Regions from separate parts of the Mus musculus genome. Here all the other regions are linked to region 6. A link is a loop called in an ENCODE intact Hi-C map of the cell type or tissue named here. Cell type or tissue: left cerebral cortex. All regions are shown on one strand. Region 1 overlaps Adam9 (a disintegrin and metallopeptidase domain 9 (meltrin gamma)). Region 2 holds the start of Adam5 (a disintegrin and metallopeptidase domain 5). Region 3 overlaps Ido2 (indoleamine 2,3-dioxygenase 2). Region 4 has its middle 20 kb from the start of Tacc1. Region 5 holds the start of Tacc1 (transforming, acidic coiled-coil containing protein 1). Region 6 overlaps Plekha2 (pleckstrin homology domain-containing, family A (phosphoinositide binding specific) member 2). Region 7 holds the start of Plekha2 (pleckstrin homology domain-containing, family A (phosphoinositide binding specific) member 2).

What was found. Peaks named below come from ENCODE experiments on the same cell type or tissue, not always from the same donor. Only the 100,000 strongest peaks of a DNase experiment are listed, where the experiment ranks them.
Region 1: a loop joins it to region 6, with 2.4 times the contacts of the local background. A loop is called at or near these places in 7 of 42 quality-filtered maps.
Region 2: a loop joins it to region 6, with 8 times the contacts of the local background. A loop is called at or near these places in 11 of 42 quality-filtered maps.
Region 3: it touches region 6 in a loop (3-fold over the local background); 7 of 42 quality-filtered maps call a loop at or near these places.
Region 4: a loop joins it to region 6, with 3 times the contacts of the local background. A loop is called at or near these places in 11 of 42 quality-filtered maps.
Region 5: a loop joins it to region 6, with 2.2 times the contacts of the local background. A loop is called at or near these places in 14 of 42 quality-filtered maps.
Region 7: it touches region 6 in a loop (2.9-fold over the local background); 18 of 42 quality-filtered maps call a loop at or near these places.

What each region holds. Positions count from the first base shown.
Region 1 is chr8:24,993,030-24,997,029 of GRCm38, forward strand. It overlaps Adam9 (a disintegrin and metallopeptidase domain 9 (meltrin gamma)), which reads right to left. Exons shown (of 22, transcript NM_001270996.1): 6 at 3,626-3,821; 7 at 2,081-2,146; 8 at 15-86. Among named protein-coding and RNA genes, the nearest start is that of Adam9, 22 kb to the right of the region's middle. In left cerebral cortex, CTCF peaks have their summits at 2,135 and 3,260 (motif pointing right); DNase peaks (open chromatin) are centred at 126, 1,090 and 3,253; H3K27ac peaks cover 1,272 bases.
Region 2 is chr8:24,821,292-24,825,291 of GRCm38, forward strand. It overlaps Adam5 (a disintegrin and metallopeptidase domain 5), which reads right to left and starts at 3,078. Exons shown (of 21, transcript NM_007401.3): 1 at 2,649-3,078. The coding sequence starts at 2,703. In left cerebral cortex, a CTCF peak has its summit at 2,330 (motif pointing right); DNase peaks (open chromatin) are centred at 2,528, 2,678 and 3,171; H3K4me3 peaks cover 1,084 bases; H3K27ac peaks cover 524 bases.
Region 3 is chr8:24,552,477-24,556,476 of GRCm38, forward strand. It overlaps Ido2 (indoleamine 2,3-dioxygenase 2), which reads right to left. Exons shown (of 10, transcript NM_145949.2): 3 at 1,245-1,364. Among named protein-coding and RNA genes, the nearest start is that of Ido2, 22 kb to the right of the region's middle. In left cerebral cortex, a CTCF peak has its summit at 2,227 (motif pointing right); a DNase peak (open chromatin) is centred at 2,202; H3K4me3 peaks cover 692 bases; H3K27ac peaks cover 176 bases.
Region 4 is chr8:25,219,712-25,223,711 of GRCm38, forward strand. It overlaps a transcript of Tacc1 not described here. Among named protein-coding and RNA genes, the nearest start is that of Tacc1, 20 kb to the left of the region's middle. In left cerebral cortex, a CTCF peak has its summit at 2,225 (motif pointing right); a DNase peak (open chromatin) is centred at 2,451; H3K27ac peaks cover 1,853 bases.
Region 5 is chr8:25,200,089-25,204,088 of GRCm38, forward strand. It overlaps Tacc1 (transforming, acidic coiled-coil containing protein 1), which reads right to left and starts at 1,454. Exons shown (of 13, transcript NM_177089.5): 1 at 1,034-1,454; 2 at 3-118. The coding sequence starts at 1,197. In left cerebral cortex, a CTCF peak has its summit at 1,744; DNase peaks (open chromatin) are centred at 123, 742 and 1,547; H3K4me3 peaks cover 2,313 bases; H3K27ac peaks cover 2,278 bases.
Region 6 is chr8:25,042,621-25,046,620 of GRCm38, forward strand. It overlaps Plekha2 (pleckstrin homology domain-containing, family A (phosphoinositide binding specific) member 2), which reads right to left. Exons shown (of 12, transcript NM_031257.3): 11 at 1,005-1,082; 12 at 1-418. The coding sequence ends at 56. Among named protein-coding and RNA genes, the nearest start is that of Htra4, 5.7 kb to the left of the region's middle. In left cerebral cortex, a CTCF peak has its summit at 1,683 (motif pointing right); DNase peaks (open chromatin) are centred at 1,107, 1,702 and 3,134.
Region 7 is chr8:25,099,847-25,103,846 of GRCm38, forward strand. It overlaps Plekha2 (pleckstrin homology domain-containing, family A (phosphoinositide binding specific) member 2), which reads right to left and starts at 1,965. Exons shown (of 12, transcript NM_031257.3): 1 at 1,814-1,965. It overlaps 5830408C22Rik (RIKEN cDNA 5830408C22 gene), which reads left to right and starts at 2,333. Exons shown (of 2, transcript NR_155282.1): 1 at 2,333-2,365. In left cerebral cortex, a CTCF peak has its summit at 1,985; DNase peaks (open chromatin) are centred at 1,899, 2,336, 2,791 and 3,098; H3K4me3 peaks cover 3,023 bases; H3K27ac peaks cover 2,557 bases.

The DNA of each region.
Region 1 (4,000 bases), 50 kb before region 6:
GAACTACTACTCACGCTATCCAGGTAGTTTGCTAAGCGAATCATCTCTTCTCTCACAGCAGTCTGGTTCCGTCCCATCATGTCGTACTGAAAAGACGAAGGAGGGAAAGCATGATCGCAAGCAACGACGCAGTAGAGCCGCCTACAATGCCTACACTGAAGAGCAAATCCCAAGGATTTCCTTGGAACCAAAAGAGCAGCATTTCAAATGAGCCGATCCCAATGTGGCAGTCTGAATGAGGAATGTCTCCCATAGTCTCGGGCATTGGAACACTTGGTCCCCAGGCACTGGGGCTGTCTGGGGAAGGAAGTGGAGACTTGCTGGAGGAGGTATGTCGCTGGAGGTGAGGTGATCTCTGTAAGTAAAATCCTCCCCCCATTTCCAGTTTGCTCTCTCTGCTTTGAGTTCCCAGTAGAGATGTGAGGTCTCGGCTCTGATCCAGCCACCATGCCTGCCACCTACTGCCATGCTGTCCCCACCATTATGGGTCTAACCCTCAGGAACCATAAGCCAAAATATACTCCTTCTGTAGGGTGCCTTAGCCTGGGTGCTTTGCCCCGAAACAGCAAGTAATTAACACACTAAGGGACACATTTAGTAACTTTAGAATAAATTTTCTTCTCAATGCTATTTTTACTGATTTTAATGCAAAGTATTTTCAAATTTTCACAAAGGTATAATCTTAAACAAAAAGCTTAGATAAAAGAATGAAAAACTAATAAATTTCCTACTCTCTTATCTCTTAGGCTAATGATATCAACAATAAACTATTTCTAGACCCTACTCGAAAGTAAGAATGAGAGATTAGTTCAGGCTCACTAGCTCAAAATTTGTATGAGGTTAGAAAAAGAGATATATAAAGAGAGAAATTTTACCATGTTAAACAAAATATTTTATGCAGCCTATATTTTTATATCTGGCTAAATTAGCATGTCTATTTTAATGTTATCTTAACCTACTTGCTAACAAAAACAAAAGTCTTACAGAGTTTGTGACGTCACTCCGTGACAATGTCTTAACAACAGAATCTGTGGCTGCATCTGTCCAGCAAGATCCTGCATTTAACAGAGCTTGATGAAAATGGGGCCACTTTTATTCTGAACCATTTCATATATGAATATAACCAGTCTATCTGGAGAGAATGATAGAGAAAAACACTTTAATCTCTATTTTTACCACTTGCCCAAGACATTCTACAGAACTTTGCAACCACAGCTGGAGCAGGTTCATGCTGGCTCTCCTTCCCTTGTTCTCCCTTCTACCATCGGGATCCTAACACACCCAGTGTATGTGTGCCTCTGACTAACCAGGGCTCTTATCAACCTACACACAGTAAGGGACTTTTAAAACCAGGAAAAACAATCTTCAAAATGTTCTCTATGGCTTACAAGAAAAGACCTGCCAATCAGAGTTCCTATAAATAGTTTTTTATACAAACATAAAAGGTAAAAGCTGCCCAGGACATTTTCAATTATCTATATGTTAAATTATTTAGGAGCCACATCAGAAACCGATGATCCTGTAGTAGCTGAAGATGCAGCATCTCTAAGTAAAGCAATAGCTTGGTCTTTAAGGACAAATATAGAGTGTGCTGTTGCTCTCCTGTCCCCTGGAAATACTAAGTGCTTCTAAAGCATGCTAGCTCCCCGGCCCCGCCTCTTAGGGTGAGGAAGATGTGCTCTGAAGAGCACAAAGCAAATCTACCTCAGGAGGCAGCTGCCAACTGTCCTGGTTTGCAGCCTCAGCCTGTTAAGTAATCTGAAAAGCCCTCAAGACCCTAAGTGGCTATGTGACAAACCCAGCATTAGACAGTCACCACAAAGAGCAGGGAGCTCTGTCCCCTTTAGGGTTACAGACAAAGCTAAGGGCCATGAATGCACACACATAATTCCAACACTAGGGAGACTGGGGCAGGAAGATTAGGAGCTCAAGACATAGCAAGACCCTGTAGACAAATTAATTGACTAATTAATTAATGCACAATTTTAGTCGAAATAACTATTGTGTTTGGTATTTCCTTCATAAGTTACTTCTCAACTGCTTTTTCATGCAAAAGAGAAAAGAAGTCAGCGGTTCCTACCCTTTCCTTGTCTACAACAATGAACAGCTCCACATAGCGGGTCTGTGGTAGAACAGCTCTTCTTCTCTGTTAAAACACAAGCACCATAAAGCAGAAATTGTTATGGGACCAGACATGTCCTGTATGAATAATGGTCAGACCTAAGAGCTAGGCATGTGATTTCACATCTATAAGCAGTATAGATTGTTTCACTTAGCATACCTCTGTCAATACAACAAAAAAGTGTTAGTCGCTATTTTAAAAGCTCTAAAGATAAAATGGGTTGTCTAAGTCTTCAAAGCAGCAGTATTGCTGGGTTGTTTTATTTTTAATTAAAATAAACATAAAATTAACATACACATAAAGATTTTAATGGAAATGTGACTACCATGATAATACAGAAAGAAAGACACCTCCTGAATCCTGAGAGGAAAAGGTGGAACAGGGTCGCCAGTATATAAACATGGCTTCCTTCCGACCTTTTACAGACATCCATACAAAGAGATTTAGCAAACACCTAAGAGCTTTCCAACTGTTGACGAGTTTGGGGAAGAAAAGGTGATGAAGTCATGTCATGGTCAAGTGTCAGCTGATTTAAAATACGCCTTATGCCAGCACCATGGGAAAGGCCTCTTAATCTCAAAACAAACAAACAAGCAAAATACCCTGCCGCATCCAGCATGTGGCATGTGGCACCATGTCACCCGTCGCCCGTAGCCCACAGTGAAGGAGAACCCTATAGCTGAGTTAAGCTGGCCCAGGGAACCCTAACAGGCCTACATCCCGAGCAGCCAGGGCACCTGTAGAGAAGCCTCCCGAACAGGGGCCTGAGTGTCCTTGAGGACACTGAGGTATCCGAGGTAATAATTATCTTCAATTCAATAGCTCCCTCCCTCCCTCCCTCTCTCTCTCCTTCCATCCCTCCCTTCCCTGTCTCTGACACTTTGTCTTTGTCTCCATATCTTTGTCTCCATCTCTCTTTCCCCACTCTCCCTCCCTCCCTCCCTCCTGTCCTCCCTTCTGGTCTACCCTAGAGCCTGAGGTATCGGAGTAAAACCTCCCCTGCTCCAAGCCAGAGTGTAATGACTACACAGAAACACCTAATAGGATTACTGCCTAAGATTTAAGCCCTTAAAATTCAGACTGCCCAGGCTGGGAGAGATGCCTCAACATGACTGCTCTTCCAGAGGCCAAGTTCAATTTCCAGCGACCACATGGTGGCTCCCAACCATCTGTAATGGGATCTGGTGTTCTCTTCTGGTGTGTCTGAAGACAGCTGCAGTGTGTGTGTATGTGTGTGTGTGTGTGTGTGTGTGTGTGTGTGTGTGTGTGTGTGTGTGTGTGTGTGTGTGTGTGTATGTATATTTATATATTTATATATATACAAATCTTTGTTTAAAAAAATTTCAGACTGCCCTCCTCTCAGTCACCAGAGCTACACATTGCTCATCTTTTCATACCCTGGTTCCAATCACCATGGATGGAGCTGGAGAAAGACAGCAATCACCGTTTTAGGGTGATTTCTTAAAAACAGCCTGAGCCCAGAAGAGTGCTATTGCTCCTTACGCGCAGCAGCTGAGTGACACTCGGATGCTCCTCCTCATCCCCCTGTGTGCCTTCCTTCTCTGTGTCCCTGTTAGAGACTCCACATCTCAGAGGCTCCTGGTGGATGCCATCCATGGGGTAAAATATGTGCTCAAAGTGTGAGCTGTTGTGCAGAGGTTCAATTCCAAAACTGGCATTCTCCAAATGCAGCAAGCCTCTAAACATTGGGTGACACAGACCAATGTTAAGGAAAAGGAAACAGAGAACAAGAATCAGACACTGAATGTAGGTCCTAGTTTCTAACACACAGAAGGAAGCTATAGGCCAGCGCAGAGTCCAGCAAACATAAATGTCAACTTTTGACCCTCCGCGTACTTAGCTCCGACAGGAGGCTAC
Region 2 (4,000 bases), 220 kb before region 6:
GGGGCACTTCATACTCATCAAAGGGAAAATCTTCCAAGAGGAACTATCAATTCTGAATATCTATGCTCCAAATGCAAGGGCAGCCACATTCATTAAAGAAATTTTAGTAAAGCTCAAAGCACACATTGCACCTCACACAATAATAGTGAGAGACTTCAACACACCACTTTCATCAATGGACAGATCATGGAAACAGAAACTAAACAGGGAAACAGTGAAACTAACAGAAGTTATGAAACAAATGAATTTAACATATCTCTACAGAACATTTTATCCTAAAACAAAGGGATATACCTTCTTCACAGCACCTCATGGTACCTCCTCCAAAATTGACCATATAATTGGTCACAAAACAAGCCTCAACAGATACAAAAATATTGAAATTGTCCCATGCATCCTATCAGATCACCATGGACTAAGGCTGATCTTCAATAACAAAATAAATAATAGAAAGCCAACATTCACGTGGAAACTAAACAACACTCTACTCAATGATACCTTGGTCAAGGAAGGAATAAAGAAAGAAATTAAAGACTTTTTAGAGTTTAATGAAAATGAAGCCACAACATACCCAAACTTATGGGACACAATGAAAGCATTTCTAAGAAGAAAACTCATAGCTCTGAGTACCTCCAAAAAGAAACTAGAGAGAGCACACACTAGCAGCTTGACAACACACCTAAATGCTCTAGAACAAAAGGAAGCAAATTCACCCAAGAGGAGTAGATGGTAGGAAATAATCAAACTCAGGGGCAATTCAACCAAGTGGAAACAAGAAGAACTATTCAAAGAATCAACCAATAGAGGAGCTGGTTCTTTGAGAAAATCAACAAGATAGATAAACCCTTAGCCACACTCACTAGAGGGCACAGGGACAGCATCCTAATTAACAAAATCAGAAATGAAAAGGGAGACATAACAACAGATCCTGAAGAAATCCAAAACACAATCAGATCCTTTTACAAAAAGTTATACTCAACAAAACTGGAGAACCTGGATGAAATGGACAAATTTCTAGACAGATACCAGGTACCAAAGTTAAATCAAGATCAGGTTAATGATCTAAACAGTCCTATATCCCCTAAAGAAACAGAAGCAATCATTAATAGTCTCCCAACCAAAACAAGCCCAGACCACATGGGTTTAGTGCAGAGTTCTATCAGACCTTCAAAGAAAATCTAATTCTAGTTCTTCACAAACTATTCCACAAAATGGAAGCAGCTTATTTATAATAGCTAGAAGCTGGAAAGAACCCAGATACCCCTCAACAGAGGAATGGGTACAGAAAATGCGGTACATTTACACGATGGAGTACTACTCAGCTATTAAAAAGAATGAATTTATGAAATTCCTAGGCAAATGGATGGACCTGGAGGGCATCATCCTGAGTGAGGTAACCCAATCACAAAAGAATTCACATGATATGTACTCACTGATAAGTGGATATTAGCCCAGAAACTTAGAATACCCAAGATACAAGATACAATTTGCAAAACACATGAAATTCAAGAAGAATGAAGACCAAAGTGTGGACACTTTGCCCCTTCTTAGAATTGGGAACAAATCACCCATGGACAAAGACAAAGTTTGGAGCTGAGATGAAAGGATGGACCATCTAGAGACTTCCATACCCGGGGATCCATCCCATAATCAGCCTCTAAATGCTGACACCATTGCATACACCAGCAAGGTTTTGCTGAAAGGACCCTGATATAGCTGTCTCTTGTGAGGCTATGCCAGGGCCTGGCAAACACAGAAGTGGATGCTCACAGTCAGCTATTGGATGAAACACAGGGCCCCTAATGGAGGAGCTAGAGAAAGTACCCAAGGAGCTAAAGTGGTCTGGAACCCTATAGGTGGAACAACAATATGAACTAACCAGTACCCCTCTAGCTGCATATGTATCAAAAGATGGCCTAGTCAGCCATCATTGGGAAGAGATTCCCCTTGATCTTGCAAGCTTTATAAGCCTCAATATGGGGGAACGACAGGGCCAAGAAGTGAGAGTGGGTGGGTAGGGGAGTGGGGTAGGGGGGAGAGTCTGGGGGACCTTTGAGATAGCATTTAAAATGTAAATGAAGAAAATATCTAATTAAAAAAAAGAATAGTATTTATTCACTGTTTTTAAAGTCATTTTTCTGTAGTTCTACAATATGTGAAATTATAAGCAATGCAAACAAGAGCAAGACTTCAATTTAAAAAAAGAAGAAGTTGAGTGGGTAGGGCGGTATTGAGGATCTGAGGGAGGGGAAAGAATATGAAAAAAAATAATAATTAAAAATTTTAAAAGAAATTAGTCGAGAAAGACTCTAGAGGGCAGCAGTTGCCAAGCCAGGAATTTAAACGGAAAACAAAGCAAAACAAAAAAACAAAAACCAAAACAAACAAAAAAGTCAGTTTCTTTGTAGTGATGAATTGAGTCAAGACTACCATTTACATACATGGTAACAGAATTGGGAGCCCGGATACCATTCGTTGTTATCTAAGTTACAGATAAGAAAGCATTCCCACTCCGGGAATGCTTTGCAGCCAAAAGGGAGCAAAAGGAAAGCAAAGCTAATTCAGTGAGCAGGGGGCTGCAGACTTCGCCTCTGCCCCTCAAAAGCCAGAAGCTAGAAGCCTGTAGCAGCTTTGATCTCTGTACTCACTCTGGCCTGCCTGCAGCCCTTTAAGATGCAAAAAGAGCAAAAGAAGGAGGAACATGGCTCCCTTGGTGGTCTTGGAGCTTTGCTGCGGAGCAACAGGCTGGGCGGGGCGGGCGTTGTGTCCAGTAACGGAAGCTCTGGGCCCTGAACCTGCAGGGTTGTCGCTAGGGAAACCAGAGCAGAAAGGGCTGGAGAACGAGATAGATGCATAGATTCAGGTACCAACCATCCTGCTAACTGTAAAAAGGAAGGTGGATGCCTGCAGGTTTACTCTTCAGGCTAGGAAGAGCTGGTAAGGATTTTCTTTGTATCATTTATCATGTCTTTTAAAAAAAATTTACACATCACTGAGGAAAAGATATCCGAAAATATTCAGGTTACTGACGGCAGCCACGCATCTTCCAGGATACTTCGGCGTACTGTCCCCAGAATTGAGAACAATAAAATGTTGCTAACATGGCTGATCGTTTTTCATAGCTGCATACACGACACCCCCTAAAACACTCGTTGGTCAAGCACAGACTTTCAAAACATTTTCTGCGAGATCATATTGTCACCCTCTAATTCTGCAGCCCTGCGTTTCTCCTTGTATTGGTCTTTTAAAGGTGTGGATATATAAGCTGAAGTAATTACAAGAGCCAGGAAAACGGAAAACAGCCATGGAGAGAGGAGGGGAGGAGCCCCAGAGAGCGGGATGGTGGGACATAGTTGCTATGAGAGGGTGAGGCAAGAAACTTAACTGAGAAAAGGAGGCAAAAGGAAAGATAAATAACATTAAGAATATTTTCAAAAATCTCTTTCTGATTTAAGGCTTTATTATTTTTTGGTGGCCCATTAAAGGTGTAGTAGAGCAGAAAATAGAGAACTCAAGACAGAACTTAAGTTCCATAGAGGTTCAAAGGAGAAAGAAATGGCAGTAAGAGTTCCAGAATGGAAAACATACACTTTAATTGGAAATTATCGCTACAGTATTTTGAATATATTGATTAGGATATTGAAAGTGGACTGGCCAGGGTTCTGATAGTGGAAGAAACACCCTAACAATCAACTTAAAAAGAGAAAAGGTCTCTGTCTCTCTCTGTCTCTCTCTCTCTCTCTCTCTCTCTCTCTCTCTCTCTCTCTCTCTCTCTCTCTGGTTTCTCTCTCTGGTTTCTCTCTCTGGTTTCTCTCTCTCTGGTTTCTCTCTCTCTGGTTTCTCTCTCTCTGGTTTCTCTCCCTGGTTTCTCTCTCTCTGGTTTCTCTCTCTCTGGTTTCTCTCTCTCTGGTTTCTCTCTCTCTGGTTTCTCTCTCTCTGGTCTCTCTCTCTCTCTGGTCTCTCTCTCTCTCTCTCTCTCTCTCTCTCTCTCTCTCTCTCT
Region 3 (4,000 bases), 490 kb before region 6:
AGACACTTCCACTGGGAAGGTCAGGGAAGACTTCCAAAATGAGGGGTGATGAGCCTGGGATGGCCTTGGGGGCTGGACATTGCTTCCTCCTCTCTAACTCATAATTCAGGAGATTGGTTTAGGGGGCCTATGCAGCAGAACTCATCAGGAGGTTCTGTCACACTGGCCTGGGTTTTAAACTTTCCAACAGCAGACCCTAGACACTCGAGTCCTTTAGATGAGATACAATATGGTATCGTGTTAGAGTCTGAAGGAACAGGAGCTCTGTGCTGTCCTTGCTTCTTGGTCTCAAGTGTTTCTCTGTGGGTAAGATGAGCCCTTGAAGCACACCTCGGGCTTCTCACGCATTCTGGAATGATGTCAACACCTTGATTTCTGGGAAAGAGAAACTTAGGGGAAAGGAAGAGAAAACGGAGGTCCTGTTGAGTGATAAAGTATTCACTCGGCACACACAGGTCCTGGATTCCATCCCAACACTGACTGGGAGCATAACTGCACAGGGTGTCACGTGCCTGGAGTGACTGCAATGCCAGCATTTGGAAGGCCGGGGCAAGAAGATCACAGGTTGGAGAACAACTTGGACAAGAGAGCAGGTTCTAGACTGGTTTGGGGCTGCTTTGTAAGACCATGACTCAAAAGAAATATTAGTTTCCTCCAGGGGTAGAGAAGAAAGGGTTTGTGCTCTGAGGGACAGACTGAAACTAGAAAGTTATTGGAGGGAGTTAGACAAAGGGTTAATAAACTAAAGCAGCAATCAGCTGGGCAGAATAAGGAAATAAGGAAGTGTCCAAGTTGTACTGGAGAAGGATGGCTACTTCAGTGGACTCAGAAACTGGCTTTCCCAACTGTCCCCAGGCTGCTCTGGGACAAAGGCCTTGAGCTTGGGACAGATCCCCAGATGTCTGTACAATGGGGTAATTATGAAAGTCATAATAACCAATGTATTTAGAAGTATAAAATTCTGCAGGGTGTTTTCTGAGTCCTTGGGGCCTAAGGAAGCTCCTCACATATTATTGGAATGGCTGGAGTCTTTGAAAGTGGACATTAGTCTAAAAGAAAATCAGCTCCGTAGCAAAAGAAAAAAAAAAAGAAAAAGAAAAGAAAAGAAAAATGGAAAAAAAAAATCTAACCCTCTTTTCTTGCCTTCCGCTGATTTTTGGAAACTAGGCAACGGAACCTGGAGCTGGTGTCGTAATTCCAGGTGCAGGGACCTCAGCAGAGCCTGATTTCTCCTTGCTCCTCACCTTTTGGGGTTGGCCTTCCCCCTCCTGCCAGACGAATCCCATGGTGATAGCGGCCAGCGCCATGTGTGCCAGGCGCTGCTCACGGTAACTCTTTAGGAATCTGCAGTCCAGGAGAGGCATCTAGTCAAGAGATTAAAAGGATTAGCAGCTGAAAAAACAAAACAAAACAAAACAAAACAAAACAAAACAAAACAAAGCCAAAAAAAAAAAACAAAAAACAAAAAACAAAAACAAAAACCAAAAAACAAAAAACAACGGTGGAGGACCAGGACCAGGACCCGTGACTTGAGGGTCCCACAGCTATTGCAGCTATTAGCTTCATGCACACCCACTTAAACCAGCTCTTAGAGGAATGCAGTAGAGGAGGTGCCAGGTCCTGGGGTCCATGGCCTAGGATGTGCCCAGTTTGTGCCATACACTGGTCTCCATCTATTGCTTTGAGGATCACAGAGTAAGCATTGAGGGCGAGATAAGTTCTTCCCTCCAAGCCCGCACAGCAGCATTAATAGATATGTAATACCTGGAAGCCCTCAGCTTCTCGAACCCTGTAACTGTATTAAAATTTTGAACGCAGCGAGACCCAGTGAGGTTAGGGATGTAAAGTCCCCCACAAAAACCATGGATCGGCTGGATATAAAGCTTGCTCTGATGCTCAAACAACCACAGCCCAGCCAGATGAGGTGGCGGGGCTTTCCACCCAGCTCTGTCCCCACTTCATCCCCATTGGAAACCACAGCTCCTGGTGACACGGAAAGGGCCACCCTGAAAAACAGCATCAGTACACAATCCGACCACGCCAGCTTCCCTGTCCTGCCTGGCTGCCACCGGCTCATTGCTCATCTCTTCAGCTCTCGCCACCACTTCACTCCCTTTGCTCCGCAGGCTTGCCTCAGAGGGCATGCGCCACTTGTAAAACGCTGGGGACATTGGCTTCCTAGGGGCGGGCTGGGGTATGCAGAGCCCTTCCTCCTCCGGCCGCTAGGGGGAAGAGGATGACTTGAAATTTGAGGCTAAACACCCCTGCGGGAACCAAAGAGGAATTTTCGTCTCGGAGGTCACAGAATCAAGAAGGATTGAAGCAGTTCTGCGTGCGGATTGACCACAGCCCCGATCACGAGAATCATGCAATGAGTCACGGGTTTTCTTTGAAAATTTTCAGCAGCCACTTTTTTTTTTTTAAGGCAAACAAGAAGTAAAATTAGTTCTGATAATGTACTTTGTTGAGTCAACGTATAAAAGATATTTTAGCATGCAGTCAGTATAAAAATCTTTCAAAGTCTTCACAATCTAGGCTGTGTCTTCTCAGGCTTTGTCCTTGTCACCCCTCAGTTGTTGAAGAAGGCCACCTACAAGCCAGGACGCCTCGGTGTAAAGGAACGAGGTCCAGGGGATGATGACTGCTTTCTGGAGAGTCCCTGCACATTTCAGGATTGTTGGCCTCACCTCCTAAACATACCTGTGATTCAAAAGTGACTGTAGGGACTGAAAAGGAAATGATAGCTTTTTAGTCAATCCTTTTGCTTACTCAAACAGTCACAGATGGTCTGGGAGGACGACACACACCCGTCATCTCCCTGACATTATTTGATTGCGTATTTAACCTGGGAGAATTAACCTCGATACTCTCCTCTCAGAACTCAGGGAGCACGCAAGGCTTCTCTGAACCAGGCGAGCCCTCCTGCCAACTTCACTGGGGAGCTGAGTGTTTCTGACACACATCAGGTTCTTGTGGACATCACTTCTTGAACTTCTTGAAAAGTATAGTTTGACACGAAGGCGAATACATAGAAAACAGGACATTTGTTTTCATATAGAAGTCTTTATGAAGACTGATACCAGCACTCTGGAGGCGGAGATAGGAAGATGTCTAATTCAAAGCCATCCTGGGCTACATGTTAGGACTCTGTCAGATAGTAAATATGTCTATTTCTACCTCTATCATCTATAAATATTAAGCTCACATGCACATGTTGTTGAAGTAGAGGTTCAATAATTCTGCATATAGATACTGTCGCGAACTTCCTAATGCTCAGTAAACTACAGAGCAAAGATGTGTAGCGTGGCGGAAGGATACAGGCAGGTGCCTACGTGACCACTTAATATCTGTCCCTTTTCATTTATGTAACAGATATATTTGTGAATGGAGATTCATGGGCTTCTCCTTCTGCTCTCCTGTCTTCTGTTACATTGTATTTCTGTTACATTGTATTTACCGTTGCTATGAAAGTGGCTACAGCAAACAGCTTTGCATATTCATCTGCACTTTTTTTTGTATGAATGTTTCTGTGAGATGGCAGTTCACATGACAGACTAGTTGTAGCAAAGTGCATGCGCGTGCTTAGTATCCTCACCAATACTCTTCACTTGCTTGTCACCCAGAACCATCATAACTGCTTTGCCTCACTGCATGAGTTACTGGCTAGTAACTCATTCATCAGTGTAAAAGATGGTGGATGAAGACAGACACATGGGTTTGTGGGAGACCCTCTACTAACTAACCACCCGCCGTCCCCTCTGGTACACAACTAACATATTTGTGGGTTCTAGACATCAGTTAGATAGAGAGGAGCTTTCCCTTTGAGGACAAAACACCTTGTGACGAGTTTTGGGGGACAGTATGTATGTTCTTAAAACTCATAGCTTGACTCAGGGTAGTGTGTTCACTATAGGTTTTGTACATATATGTGTGTTTGTGTGGGGGGGCATGTGTGTGCATGTCTATATGCATGCATATATGTGATGGTATGTGAGTGTGT
Region 4 (4,000 bases), 180 kb after region 6:
AGGTATGCTAACCACTTAAGGACTATCTGTCTAAAAACTGGTAAAACAAGGCTGAGTAAACCCCAGCTTACCTGACCTATCTCACATCCCTTCGAAGGCTGAAGAACCACTAACATATTTCTGAGAGACTGCCAAAGCACCGGCTCATATAATGTCTTGTTCCAGACCTGTGAAGCGGTGTCTACATGTCACCAGTCATTGCTGTGACCTTCCAGGAACAGCAAAGCCTCGAAGGCAGATCACCCCGTGACTAAGCTACCCCCAACACCAACAGGGAGCAATTATTTCAGGTTGGAAACTGAAGTTGCCCACTAAAGTGGAAACACTTTGTTTGATGTTTCCTATCATCTCACCATAGGAAACAGATTGCCCCCTTCTCTAGACCCAACTAGCAGAACCAGAACAAGAGACCACTCAGCCAAATCCTGTTTGACCAAGACTGTGTAAGTGATTAAACTCTCACCCTTGCCCCAGCCCCTTCTCTTGCACACGAGGTATATACTCCACCCCAAGACAGGGCTAAGATGCAGCCTTGCTCACACCACCTGGTAGTTAGAATGAGAATGGCCTCCACAGGCTCATATAGTTGGGCATGTAGTCCCCAGTGGGTGGAACCATTTGGGAAGGATTTAGGAGGTGTGGCCTCGTTGAAGAACATTTGTCACTGAGGGCGGGGCTTTGAGGTTTCAAAACACTCAAGACAGTCCCAATGGTCCCTCTTTGCTCCCTACTTACAGATCAAGATGTGCATGCTTAGCTACGGCTCTAGTCCCGTGCCTGCCTGTCTCTTGCCATGCTCCCTGCCATGATGGTCAAGGACTCACCCTCTGAAACTATAAGCCCCTGTGGTGGTTTGAATAAAGATGGATCCCATAGGCTCCTGTGTTTGAATGCTTAGTCATTGGTGCTGCTTAAGGAGGGTTAGGAGATGTGGCCTTGTTGGAGTATATGTGGCTTAGTTGGAGGAAGTGTGTCACTGGGGGTGGGCTTCAAAAGCTCAAGACAGTCCCAAGGTCCCCCTCCTCCCTTCCTGCTGCCTGCAGATCCAGATGTAGACCCCTCAGCTACTTCTCCAGCACCATGTTTCCTGCCACGATGATAATGGACTAAACATCTGAAACTATAAACCAGCCCCAGTTAAATGCTTTCTTTGATAAGAATTGCCATGGCCACAGAGTCTCTTCCCAGTGACAGGCCATTAACTAAGTGTCTTATCTCGGCAATAGACAAGCAACCAAGGCACAGCCACAGAGATTACATCCCCCTCCTGTCTTTTGGCCTTACTTTCCCCCTTTCTGCACAAATGGCTGCATTCAAGTGTTGGGGCTCTCTGAAGTGAGGTGGTATGTGGCCAAGGACTCCAGTAACAATAGTAATCTAAATTTTTAAATGACAGTATAGGAGACAGCCTTTTCCTCAGACTTCAGCTGATACCGAGTTCCATTCACCTTTTAAACCTTTGCTAATGTGTAGAGGTGATTTGTCCCTATCAATGCCCGAGTATGAACAATTATTTATAAGGCTGAGTGTTTTCATGCATTTACGAAACCAACCTGTCCTCCTTTCTCCCTCCCTCCCTCCCTCCCTCCCTCCCTCCCTCCCTCCCTCCCTGTCTTCCTGGTCACTCATCTCTCGCTTGTCTATGCCCTCTTGTTGGAAATGGAAGATTTAACTCCTTAGCTTGAAATCTGCAGTAGTAAGCTATGATCCCTGCATCACCAGCCCCCAGGACATTAGGAATCACATGTTGCTATAGAGTGGGAAGCCTGGGGTGGCCCTACCATCCACAATATGACAAACCCTGAAGAGTGATGCCCAGGGGGTGACTGGGAGGGGGAAAGTGAGCGGGATATAAAATGAATAAGTAAAAAATTAAAGAAAGAGTGATGTTCATTCAGAAATAGCTTAGTTTCACTTTTCTCAATAATATTGCGCGCACTCTCTCTCTCTCAAACACACACACACACATACACCTCCATATATCCCTATCTTTTGGCTCTTTTGGGGTATAGTTTGGATCTACTGGTTAAAACAAATGCTTCCATTTGAAAATGAGTTCTCCATATTTTCTCTAGCTAACTGCAAAGTGATACTCTTTTCTATTTTAACTATTTTTCACATCTCCCTTTTGTTGTACAAAGAAATGGCTTTCACCGTGTCTTTTTCTTTTCTCTTCCCCCCTTTTAAGATTTATTATGTAGTGTTCTGACTGTATATCTGCCTGCAGGCCAGAAGAGGGCGCCAGATCTCCTTATAGATGGTTGTGAGCCACCATGTGGTTCCTGGGAATTGAACTCAGGTCCTCTGGAAGATCAGTGAGAACTCTTAGCCACTGAGCCATCTCTCTGGCCCTCACCATGCCATTTTCATACATTATATTCCACTCTTGTCTACACCCCAGCACTCCTCCTCTTCCTGATCCTCTTTCCGCACTGAACAACGTTCCCTTCTGCTCCATGACACCTGCCTCCCATCAGCTTCTTTTCTCCCCACTCCTCTCTGAGCATGGCTTCCTCTCTACTTCCCACTCCTTCTTGTTTTGAGACAGTGTCTCATTAGGGAAACCTGGCTGGCATAGAGCTTGCAACAATCCTCCTGCCTCTGTCTCTTGAGTGCTAGGAACCACTATGCCTAGCTTTTGCTTTCATATATGAATATATATACACAAATATACATATCTAGGTCAAGATTCCATATGTCAGAGAAGGTAATACTTGTCTTCGGTTTGCGTCTAGCTCATTTCACTTAACATAATAATACCTACTTTCCCACAGATATCGGCTTACAGATATCACTTACAGCTGGAGAAACTTCCACTGTGCACAGATACCTACTGAAGCCTCACCATTCCGTGGATGGACAGGCTGTGTCCATGCCTTGGCCACTGTGAATAATACAACAACAAATAAGCATGCAAGCATCTCTGTGGTGTGCTGACTTATTCTCCTTCGAGTGTGTGCCCAGGAGCCGTAGATTTTAAAGGGACATTTCCTCTTCTTGAGGATCGACTGATTTCCATTCTGACTTTATTTACTTATTTAATTTTTAAATTTAACTTTATTTTATATGTATCAGCATGGGGGACTCAGATCCCCTGGAACTGGTGTTACAGACAGTTGTGAGCTGCACATGCGGTTGCTGGGAATTAAGCCTGGATCCTCTAAAAAGAGCAGCCAGTGAGTGCTCTTAACTGCTGAGCCATCTCTCCAGCTTCCATTCGGATTTTAATGAGATGGAATCTCAATATAGTTTAGCTTGCGGCTCCCTGAAAGCTAAGGATGTTGAACAGTTTTTCAAATATTTATTGGTCATTTTTATTTCTTCCTTTGAGAACTGCCTTCATCCCATTGGCTATTTACTGGCTATTTATTGGATGATTTGGGGGTTGTATTTAATTGGGAGGTTCTTTATAGATTTTATATATTAATCTCCTATCTGACCTATAACTAGCAAAGATACGCTCCCCACCCCCCAATCTTTAATCAGTTCTATGATTCCTTTTTTTATTTTTTTGTCTACAAGTGTGATCATTTGAATATGCTCGGCCTAGGGAGTGGCACTATTAGAGGGTGTGGCCCTGTTGGAGTAGGTGTAGCCTTGTTGGATTAGGTGTGTCACTGTGGCTTTAAGACCCTCATCCTAGCTGCCTGGAAGCTAGTATTCTGCTAGCCTTCAGATGAAGATGTAGAACTCTCAGCTCCTCCTGCACCATGCCTGCCTGGATGCTTCCATGTTCCCACCTTGATGGTAATAGACTGACCCTCTGAACCTGTAAGCCAGCTCTAATTAAATATTGTCCTTAGAAGAGTTGCCTTGATCACGGTGTCTGCTCATAGCAGTAAAACCCTCACTTAGACAACTTAGAGTCTAGGGATCATTTCCTGTGGGGCTGGGGTCTTCTTTTTGGAAAGTCCTTGCGTAGGCCTTGATCCTGAAGAGTTTGAAGACTATGTCTTCCTCAGGTCGTTTAGCCTTGAAGGCTCGTGGCACATCTTGAGTT
Region 5 (4,000 bases), 160 kb after region 6:
ACCTTGGGGTTTGGCCTCGGGTTCTGCCAATCCCGGTGATGAATCACAAGACTCCTTGAGAGGCGATCTGATTGGAGTTTCAGCTTCAGGAGTCTCAAAATTACCTTCAGAATCCGAGCTGCCGAGGGGGAAAAACGAGGCATTACCACAGTCAACGGTATTTCCAACTGCCTTTAAAACGTACTCAGCCACCAAAGTGCAAGTACAGCGCCTCTAACTTTACAACCAACCAATCCTCAACCCAGCCTGAGAACGGCTGCAGCATTTTCAGCGATGCCCAGCATCCTAGCTCCCCGAAATCTCTTTCGTCCTCTGAAGCTTCTCACCAGGACCTTTTTTTTTTTTTTTTTTTTTTTTTTTTTTTTTTTTTTGTCATCGCTGCCTTTCACACGCACAGACACACACACAAAAAGACTTCCCAATCAACCCTTTCCAGGGGCGTAAAAATTAATATCGCCCCACCCCCCAAACTAAGCCAATTCTAGCTATACTGTTCTTCTCCGTAGGCCTCTACCTGTCTGGAAGTCACTGGAAGCTGAAAATGCCGTCACCTGCCTTCCACAATCACACGTGTGACAGCTCAGCAGAGACCACCATTTCTCACCAGCTGCCAGGGACCTGTCATCACGCGATCCTCTTTTACCAAGGCTGCATTTTAGGACACTGCGGGGCCAAGAAGGGCGGTGGAGCGACTTCTTGCCCACAAGGGGAAAACGCTACAAATCGCACCTGGCCTTATCAACTGCCACTACCCGGTGCCGCTGCGTCGGAGCCGGGGTGTCGACGCTTCGAGAAAGCGACCCAGGCAAACCGGGATGCGCAGACTGCGGATTCGGGGCTGGGTTCAGAAAGCTTACAGCGAAGACAGAGGACGAAAAGCACACGGGCAGACAGAACATCCCGAACTTTCGGGTACACAGCGGGGACCCGGCTGCGGGCAGCAGAGCCGGGAACACGGTTGCGCGCACACAGCATTGACCGCGGTGGGAGGATGGCGCCCGCCTGCATCTCGGCTGGGATGCGGTGTACTTGCCTGAAACTCAGGGATTTGGTCTCGGCTTGCGAGTCCTCTTCCTCCTCGGGGTCGCCCTCGGGACCTCCGGCTTCGTCCTCTCCGGCGCCCGAACCGCGCACCGCGGACCACGTCCACTTGGCCCACTGCACGGGCGACAGGATCTGCCAGGGACTGAACGCCATGAGCGCGGCTGCCGCCCCTGCGGTGGGGGAACGGCGGCCTCTTCCTTCAAAATGGAGGGGCCTTGACAGGCGCCGGCAACGTCGCCGGCGACCCGCGGATGTGGCTCAACGAGCGCCGTCGGGCCGGGCGCAGCGCTTCCTCCCACGGCCCCGCAGCGCCGCTCGCCCCCGCTCCTCCGGGCCGCCGCGCCGAAGCTCGCCCCCGCGCGTGCCCGCTCGCCCGCCCGCTTCTTCCCCCGCCAGCCCTGCTCCGCGTCGCTGGGCTCTGGGGTCCGCTCCCGCCTGGAGCAGCCTCGGCCGCCGCGGAGCCGCGCCCCTGGAGCCGCCCCCTCGGACCGAACTACTGGCGCGGCGCGCGGGGGCGGCCGCTTGGAAGCGCGCTCCCCCCGCCGCGCTGGTCGCGCCCGGCCTTGGGCAGGGGCTGCTCGACCGCGCTCGCCCTCCCCGCGGGATCCGCGCCTGCCGCGCGCCGCGCGCCGCCGCCGTCCATTTCCGAGCGTGTGCGCGCCGCGGCGCTGTTCCTCTTCCCCTTTTATCTGTGTTTCCTGCCGCTAGGACTTAATGGCGTGGCTGAAGCTGCGCTGTACAGAAGTTAAGCCCCTTATTTAAAAACAAAACAACTCAGAACCTCTGTAGAGTGTTGTACCCGATCCTTGACACTGGTCAGCGCCATCCTTGTTACGCCCAGGATTTGGAAGGCTCCCAGGTTACAGAAGAATTGAAGTTGTCTTGCCCTCACCAAGCCACACTCATGAGGGCTCCGGAGTGCCCTGACCTGGGATAGATGCAAAATTGCCCCCTGATAAGACGGCCTGAGCCGTTTCCTGTTGTTCTTTCTTTTCATAACTTTAGGCTTTTTTCAGATAATTCCTGGGTCCTTGGTTTCTGATGTCCTTTGCTTCTTCAGTACAGAGCCATCAAGATCTGGTGACAGTCTTCAGAATAAGGCTTTTACCTCTGAAGGTGAAGAGAAGAATTTTCCCCCCTTTATCTTTGAAGGATTCCACTAAGAGACTGCCCCAGGTCCTCTCTCCCAGTGAATTCATTTCCTCCAAAGCCAAGTTTGAGACCATTAGCTCATCAGTGTGTTTTCCATAATACTGACATTTCTCAGTCTCAGAGAATCTGTGAGGTGGCTACAATTCCCACAGAGAGTGTGCCTCCAAAATTCAGAACAAAGTCAGGCGAAGATTTTCAGGATGCTCATGAGCTTACCCTGAAAGAAGCTGGCACCACGTCGTGTACTGCAGATGAATCACAAATGTCTTATACACTTCATAACAAAGACAAGCAAACATGTAAGATAAGGCTTGGCAGGTATCCTACCATAATAAAAAAAAAAAAAAGGCAGGAGTATACTTTAGAGCCCATTACTGCTTCTTGCCTGAGATAAACACGACTGTCAAAAGTGTTGAAAGACTTTTTTTTTAAAAATGTGAGCGGAAGTCATTTTGTTTTAGGTCTACAAGAACTATGCCAAGACTATCCAACTGTCGTTGTCTTGGGTTTATGATCAAGCAAATCTTCAGATTAGAAACCCCTGTAGCTTGAAAATAGTACCCATGTAAGTCCTTACCTGGGCTTGATCATTCCTCCTCCTCGAGACTGCTACCCTCTTTTTCCCTCCTCCCGATCCTCGTGTGCCTTGCATAGCTCCTGCACTCCAGAACTTCTCGGAATTACAGTTTGTCCCTCAGGGCTTTCTCTGCCTGGTTAATCCTGCTTCCCAAACCATCAGCAGCAGAGACCCAGATATAACCTTGATATGCCCAAGAACACCTAAGAGATGGTACAAACACAAGTCCACACTGGGGATGTACCCCAGAAGGGGCAGCATCTCCAGCAGGGCTCCCGGCCCTGAACTCCATTCCTAGCCCCGAAGCAAGAGGAAGAGGAGAAAAGGGACAGGGGTGTCTAGACAGTCTAATGACAGCCTCGGGGCATTGTCAAAGGGCAGACTTGGCAAACAATACTTAACGTAAGTCGACCATGGCTCTTAATTCCAGAACTCACTCTCTCTTTGCCTGCAGGGTTTTCTGCGTTCCTGAAATACACCTCTTCTCCCATCTGAACTCCAAGTTTCCCCGAAAGACCTCTGGCCTTGGCTGGTCAAACTTCTCTCGTCACTCAACTCAGTGACTACTGCGGGGAAACCAACTGGTCTATCTACACTTTCTACCCCCTTTATACATGAATATTCATACAGACCATTCTGTCTCACTTAGTTCTAAAACTAAGTGAAAAGGTGCATTGTTAGTAATGACACCAGAACAACAGACATAAGCCAAGACTGTCTCCTGATACAAGGTCACCCTACACTTAGCAGAACATGGGCAACATGTCTACTTTTGGACCATAAAATTCCAAAGGCCAGAGACCATGTCACGTTTATATATATATATATATATTTGCTTCTGCAGAGACCTGGGACAAGAGAACACACTCAATAGACATTCAGTAAATTATAAAAATGAACATACCAGTCTCCATTTGTCTTTCCAAGTTTGGCTAAGCTTCTGAGGCAGCCCTGTCTTGAAGGAGCAAAAGGCAGAACCAGCTCCAGGGATGGCCTGAGTGATAAAGCCTGACTCCCGGCAGCAACAGCTTGAGACAAGAGAAACAGATGCCCAAGTGTCTAAACCACCTATCTTGTACAAGTCTGGGCTTAGAGTAAACAGCAACAAAGTATCTCATTCCAAGGCCTTCTGTGTGTGTTACAGGAGTCCAGTAAGTCTCATGAGTCCATTTCCCTTTGATTCTAGAGACGGCAGACCATGACATTGCTGCTATCCTTGGCTTCCCT
Region 6 (4,000 bases):
GCAGAGAAAATAAGTCACAGCCCCTGGCTCTCCTGCACGCAACGGGCACTGCATATCACACATCAGAGGTTCGTATGTTTTCGTCATCAAGGTTGAATACAAATGGCTTCTCCTTGGGGTGCTGGGGCTCCGACCTGTGCCTGACTCGAGAACTTGCCAGCACCCCTGTAGCTGTGCTCTCCCCAGGGTTAGGCATGAATAGAGAGTCCTCTGGAGCATGCTCCACCGACAACGGCTTTTCCTCAGCCTGGGGGACAGGTGTCCAGGGTTGCCAGGAGGAGGCCACCGAAGGGGCCTTACAGAGACCTCTTTTCTCTTCTGCTGGTGGCCGCCTTCTTGACAAGATGGAGTTAGGCGCGCTTGTAAGGGTAGAACTTCCAGGTCGAGTCAAAGAAATGGACCTTGAAAAGGACGGCTCCTAAACACAGAAAGAGAAGACAAAGTAAGGGGTTTTCCTTACAATGCTTGTCTCCAAGTCTCAAGAACCCACTCAGATGGTCAATTCAAACAGGGACACTGGCTACAGACTCAAGTAATTGTCTAGAAGCCAGGGACACCTTCAGTCCCAGTTTCCCAGAAGGCTAAGGCAGGAGGATGGCTTGCAGTAGTAGTCTGGACCACACAGCGAGAACCCTATTGTAAAAATAAATAAATGCATAAATTTTAAAATGATACTAAGCAGAGCTCGTTCCGCATGTTTGCAGTGTTCTGCCTGATGCTGGACTTGTAGGAACACATCAGAAACTTCACATCTCTGTCCAGACCGACTTCATGTCCACTTACAAACCAGAAAGAGAGAGAGAGAGAGAGAGAGAGAGAGAGAGAGAGAGAGAGAGAGAGAGAGAGAGAAGGGGGAAAATGTACCCAAGTTAGCAGAGAGAGAAAAACAAGTGAACCAGCACTTAAGGCCGGGCTGCCTGCCTACATAACCAAATAAAACACGACCGGTTCAGAGATAATTTATCTTTAAGCTGACGCTGCGGCACAGAGAGGAAGTGACTTACCCTAGGGTGGCACTTCAGAGCCTGGACAGCTGCTCCAATCCCCTCGATCCAGCTGTGCATGTCCTCAGGGCTGTCCGCCTGCAAAACATCCACAACACATACACACATTTTTTGGCACGTGTCTTCAGCTTCCAAGCCTTGGGCTCAAGTTCATAAAAATCACATCAGAGTTCAAAAGGATCTCAGAAGCCGTGTAGTTCAGCGCCTTGCGGACTTTTGAGGACATTTTCCCCCCCTGCCAAGTTCATTCTTGACTCCCAGTAACTAAAACTGCTCAGAGCTAAGGTGCTCTGAAGACAGAGGGGGGTATAAAAGTAGCGAACAGCCTAGTTTTCCATCTTCTAACTGAACCCATCACCCCATCTGAAAAACAGCTCAGCCCCTCCAAACTCCTAGGAAACAGAGGCTCAGAGTGCTGCAGCTGCGGGTTGGACACTGGTCTAGACTCCGCCTGCCTTGTCTCTCCCATAACAAGAGGCTCCTGTTTTAAATTCTACTAAAGCGAACTCCCTCTGCAGAACCCCCAAGGCGCACACCACTATGTGTACAGCTTCTTTCTCCAAGCACAAGCTACTTGGGTCTGCCCTGAAATTTCATCCTTGGAGTGAGAACTAAGAAGAACACCACGGCAGAAGCCCATGAAGCATTTCCCCTAAAAATATCCACTTCCCCCCAGAAGGGGGCAGCAGCCTCTCCATGGAAAGAGAACACAGATGGGGCCTGGCTCCTTCAGGCAGCGTCTCTGGGCGCCTCCCAGCCGCTGGAAGGAAGAATGCAAGTGAACTCAGTTACAGAGGGAAATCAGACTGAGCTCCAAAGTGTGTGTGTGTGTGTGTGTGTGTGTGTGTGTGTGAAACAGGCAGCGTCTCTGGGTGCCTAATGCAAGTGAACTCAGTTACAGAGGGAAATCAGACTGAGCTCCAAAGTGTGTGTGTGTGTGTGTGTGTGTGTGTGTGTGTGTGTGTGTGTGTGAAACAGGACCGCTTTGGTTTTCACTGGGATTTCGTGTTTCTTGTTATCCCTCAGTGCTTGTAATGCTATCCCTTCCCATCATTCCTTGGTTATCTGTGTGCCACACATAGGCACTAGGTTAAAAAGGATGACGAGGACCCGTGGTGCACGCCTCTCACACCTGCTACCTGATAACTTATTTATGCTTGCTCTTTCTGGTTACTTGGCAATCTAGTAGCTTTCAAAAAACAAACAAACAAACAAAATGCAGCCCTGGTCCAAAGAAGGCAGTAAGAATTAGGTATCCAAACTTTTTCTAAGATCAGAATGAAAGCTAGCATGTTCCCTAGACAGACCTAGTGAAGAACCAAGTAACTTGTGAAGTTCTGCTGTTTGAACAGTGCCCAGGCCACGGGGCCCTCTATGTATTAGTAAGGCTGCTATTTTTACTATTCTATGGTTAGAGGGAAGCAAATAAACCTGAAATTCTACCATCATGGCCCAGCATGGCCACACATGCCTTTAATCTCAGCACTCGGGAGGCAGAGACCGGTGATTCTAGACCATCCTTATCTATGGATTGATTTCCAGGCCAGCCAGGGCTAGGGAGTGAGACCATCTCCAAACACAATATATTTCACAGCTATGGACTTATCTAATGCTCTCCTCTTCTAATTTCATATATATCCACCCCAAAGGATCATAGGCTGGGCTGGGACTCAGTGACAGAGGATTTGCCTAACACAGGCAAAGCACTGGGTTCTAGACTCAGCGAGCCAAAATTTACAAAGGAACAAATAGTGTAATATATAGAGTAGAGAAAGGGTTATTTTGAATTTACCAAAAAAAAAAAAAAAAAAAAAGTAATGAAGGAAGTAGATTTGCATCTGATATCCTATGAAAGTATAAAGTATACTTTTATAAAATATCTTCAGTAGTCTTAGCCACTGTTTTACATTTTTTATTTCCAAGTTGGGTTTATGGGGCTTGAGAGAGCTCAGTGGGTAAGAAGGCTGCTGCGGTAGCAAGAGGACTTGAGTTCAAATCTCCAGGACCTGTGTAAAGCCTGAGTACCTATAAAAGCCTGCACTTCCCCAGAGGGGACAGACAGATGGATTCTGAGGGCTCACTGCTCAGCCAGCCTAGGCAAAATGCCAAAAGTCAGGCTAAGTGTGAAACTGTCTCAAGAAACAAAGTGGAGGGCCTGGAGAGACAGCAGCTAAGAGCACTGGCTGCTTTTCCAGAGGACCCAGATTTGATTCTCAGCCCCCACATGATGGCTCACAGCTGTCTGTCACTCCGGTTGTACTTGATCCAATACCCTTTCCTAGTCTCCACGGGCACCAGGCACACACATGGTATGCAAGCATGCATGTGGGGGCAAAACACCCATATATACCAAATAAAATGATTTTAGAGACAGACATCCAATAGAAAAAGACATTGACATCCTCTTCTGGCCTCTGTATATACATCACAGGCACGAGCCCTACATATACATGAACACATACAACACATCCATACAGTCATTTTTAGAAAACAAATGTTGCAGGTGATTCTATACAAGAAAGAAGTATTATTTCAGAGTTGAGGTCTACCCAGCCCAGGTGACTTCCTAGAAAACCAAAATGTGCCCAGCACAGATCAGATAAAGAGGGAAATGCCATGTGTCCCTTGCTCTCTTCCTGCCCTGATCTTATGTGTATTCTGGTTTCTGTCCTTGATGGCAGTTTGTAAAAAGAGAGGGACAAACTTTTGAAATGAATCCATTCAATCAGCGGTTTGACTGCAGTCCAATGAGCTTCTGAGTATCAGGAGTCCAGTACTACACACATGCAGACACCAATAAAAGACATCCAAGATCTACCGCTGGTTACTGCCATTACCCCTAAATCTACAGCAGTTACTGCTTCCTTTGATTCCCAACTTCATCCCTTCCCAATGAACCAATCCCATCTTTAGATAGAGCCCCCAAATGGATGACTGTATAAATTATGCACTACATAGTGCTAGATCCTGGGTCCTCAACCTTCCCATTATGTTGC
Region 7 (4,000 bases), 57 kb after region 6:
GCTTTCTGAGACCCAAAAAGCGTCAGCAGTCTACATCCAGTTCAATCTGAGCCATCTAGCCGGCCACAGGGACATCGCCCAGATGTGCACCTGTATCGACTCGAGGAAGTATCAGCGGGATGCACACATGGCCGTGTTCCTGCTCCTTGGTCGTCTAGTGTTGTAGCACACACCTGGGAGCAAGTGCAGGACTGCTGCTCTCCTGGGGTTTGGTGGGCCAGCTAACACTTGTCTCCCTCCCTCACCCCCTCTGGGGCTGGAGGGTAGGGGGGGTCAGGTGAGGGGGGGCTTTGCAAGGCAAGCTCTCTATCTGGAGATACATTCTGCTGTCCCTTTCCCACATCTGCAGAGTTGCTTCAGCAGCAGCCAACAACCAAACCCTGTGTGTGTCCAGGATGGATTGTGTCCCTCAATAAAAACCCCAATCCCAAGAGATCTGAGCTCTCTTCACGTCACTGGGATGACATGAGGGAGGTTGCAGGCCCTACTTCCTTTCACACAAGGGAGAAGCAGCAAGCACTAATGTAAGGGAAGAGAAGGGTGTGCCATCTCTCCACCAAAGGACAGGCAGTTCCCAAATTGATCCCGGGTAGAAATTCGCCAGTTAAGAGGTAGGTAAGACTCCCATGTAAGCCAGCTAAAACTCCACTAAGGGTACCAGTAATCTGTAAAAAGACATCTGCAGATACAGCCAAAGGACTCATCAGTCTAAAGACAATAGCTAGAGAAACGTTGCCTGACACAACCTGAGGCCCCACCTTTCTTCTGTTTCTTCTCAGTGATAGCTTTCATTCATTTGCTCAACAAACTCTACTCTTCTTAGAACCCTGCCTCAGGCAGCACCCAGGGAAAGCTAAACTCTGCCAAGGCCACTGATTATGCTTCAGAAATCCTCCTCTGGCTTCTCCAAACACCAGGGACTCCAGTTTGATGCTCTGCACAGCCAGGGTCCTTCACTAGTCTGACAACTCCCTAAAGACCCGGTGAGCTGCTGGCCCACTGCTAACTCAGTACGTTCTTATTACCAAGTTATTATCATTATTATTAACAAGTCACTAGATGCAACCAAGTTGAAGATAAAACTTCTACCCTTCCTGTGTCTTCTGCTTAGCTGTTGCTGGAAGCGTTATACTCCTCCTGGAGGGGGGTGGGGGGGTGGAGGAGTGGGAGGCAACAAAGAAAGAGTGGGGGATGGGGGACAGCTAATCAAAGACATTAAGAACACTAGCACAATTTTGGAACTTCAGCCTCTACTGCAAACCAAAATGCTCCCAGGAGCCGCAACTGGTTCGTTCTCCCCTGCTCCTCCTCTAGTGTTTATGCGCCTCTGAAAAACTCTTAATTGAGTCCAATCAGGGACAGAAGGAGTACAAACGGAAGATGTTCACGAAGGAAGGAAGCCTTAAAGGTGAAAGACTCGGGGCAGGGCTGCCCAGGGCAGAAGGTGTACAAGGGTGCCCTGGTCATGCCCTGATACTTTTTTTCCCTTCCCACACGACCTGGCCCCATCTCTCCTTTCTTCTTTTCTTTTCCTTTTAAATTTTAAGTCTCCATGGCTGAGCAGAACAGGGAAGCGCGGACGTTAAAGGGGACAGCCTTTTGAGGCTTCCCCTCGAAAGGGTTACCTAACCTGGAACCGACCTACGTTTTCCACCAAGTCACCTCCATTGCCAGGAATCCCAGAAGCCCATGGCGGGAGCAGACGAAAGGAGGAGTCTCCCCAGGGTAGCATTCTAGGCCCGCGCCAAGTTAAAAAGGAGTGAGAAGGAGAAGGAAGAGGCTCCAACACCCAACTCGTGCCTGAGGGACTTGCCTGGGACGTTCTCTGCGCTCCTCCCCTACCCGCTGCCCGGGCAGTCCTTGAGGGGCTACCACCCCTGTGCTTGAACCTCGGAGAAGTTTCGCCGCTGCAAACGTGAGAATCTGCAGCTCCACAGGACACCGCCCCCACACGCCCCACCCCACAGCCCGACCCCTGGCGGTGGCGACCTTGGTCACCCAGGAGGCGCCAGTGCACTGGAGGAGGGGCTGCATTTGGGGCTTTCCTGGGAGCTAGGGGAGGTGGCCCATTGGGCCACCTCCGGTCGCCGTCCACCACCCGGACTGGCGCCACCAAGCAAACCCAGCCGCCCTGCTCCCCTCTCTGCCCTCCGCGCCCGGACCCTTGCGCCTCTCTGCCCGACTCACCGCGCTCTGCGCAGCAAGGGTCGCATCGGGTCCCAGAGCTCTGCGCCTCGGGGCTTCGCTTCCCGCCTGTCCTGCGGCACACTTCTCCCTTATCCTCAGCTGTCCTCCAAGGCCGTCTCTCGACTCTTTTTTTCCGGGTTAATTTCGTTTCACATTAAAGCAAAACCCAGCCCCGGATGTGAGTACAATGCTCCTCGGGCCTCCAGGGGGGAGGAGAGGGGTGCGGAGACCTCGAGGGGACAGCAGCGGGGGATGGCGGGGGGGAGGAGGTTGGTGGGATGTAACCCGGCTGCAGCAGGTGTCCGCGATGGGGTGCTCGACCGTCACGTCCCGAGCCTACTTCTGCGCACTGTGCAGCCGGCCCAAACCGCGGCTGCCCGGAGGGCGAGGGGGCGTTGGGAGTTTAGGGGTGGAGAGAGGAACGCATCGCCCCCTGCGGTCTAAAGTGCACCCCCCGGAGCTAAGAGGGTCGCCAACGCCCTGACCCAGCTTGCCTGGCCCTTCTTGGAGCACGGAGAGAAGTGGGAAAGAGAAGCTGGATTCGATAGGTTCAGCCTAGGGTGACCAGACAGAACTCCAGCGCCCTCGCCCTTCAGTCACACAGCAACCCGTAGGTATCAATCCGGTGCTGGGGCCGATGAGGAAACCGAGACTCCAAGACATTAGGTAACTTGTTCTGGGTCCCCAGTCAGTAGAGGGCAGGTCTGTCCGGTCTAACGCAGGCCTCCCTCGTGGAGACATTGACATTTAAATATAAGTAACGCCAGGCAGACAAAGTGGACTCAATTTTACGGTAAAATTGTCAGCCCAGGGACCGAGCACCGAGAGATGCGGCTTTGGGGGCTGGGGGCGGGGAGGAGGATGCTGATGTCAGCCGTGTGGGTCCAAGGTACTCGGAGTGTGTAGTGAAAAAGTCGCCCCCGGAAGCTCTGCAGGACTAGGCCTGGCTTCGCGGGTGGGAAGTACGGTGCGAGGCAAAGGCAGCCTGGCAGCCTGGGGGCTGAGGGCTGCAGCCAGGTGAGCCGGCAGGAAGGCGGGACGCCCGGCAGCACACGCCCCGAAAGCTCCCCTGATGAAACCGCAGGCGCTTCCTCTTCTATTTTGATAGCCAAAGCGAAAATGAGCCGCCCAGTTCGCTCAGGTGTGAAAAAAAGACGTTTGCTTTAGAACATTATGCTCTGAATGAGGAAGGAAAAGAAAACGAGGTGGGGAGAGGGGAGCCATTTCCCTTGAAATAAACATCAACGTCAATTTTGTACGTTTGAGGAGGTCCCTTGCCCTGCATTGGGGCTTCAAGTAGCATTTCTCCTAACCGGCTCCCATTCCTTAGGCAGCTGGTGACCCGTGACCCCGCTCAGTGCCTCAGTTTCTATATCTGGGTCAAGCGAGTCAATTCTTGCGGGGTTTCCTTCCTACACAAAGGTGCTATGTACTTTTTTTTTTTTTTTTTTTTAACGAGATGGTCATTTTTACCGTAAAATGGAGGCTGCTCTAAACCATCAGCTCAGGTTAAATTTGCTGAATGAGTGCTGCCCAAAACTCCCGCTGGGGTGATCGCTAAGCAGCAGTGCCGTGGTGCTTCGGATTTCACGGTATGGTTCCTATTAAAACCCATAAAACGGCTCCTGTGAGGCCTGCCTGACTCACCCAGTCACAGACCCACAAATATTTTCTGAGCACTACTGTATTGGCTGCCTGGCAGGCAGAGAAGCCAAAGGCCTCAGTTTCCAACAAAGACAAGGTAGGAACCTGTGTGTACCCTTCTGGGCCGCAGAGAAATCCGCCTTCAATATCCTGAAGAGCCAGAAGAGCC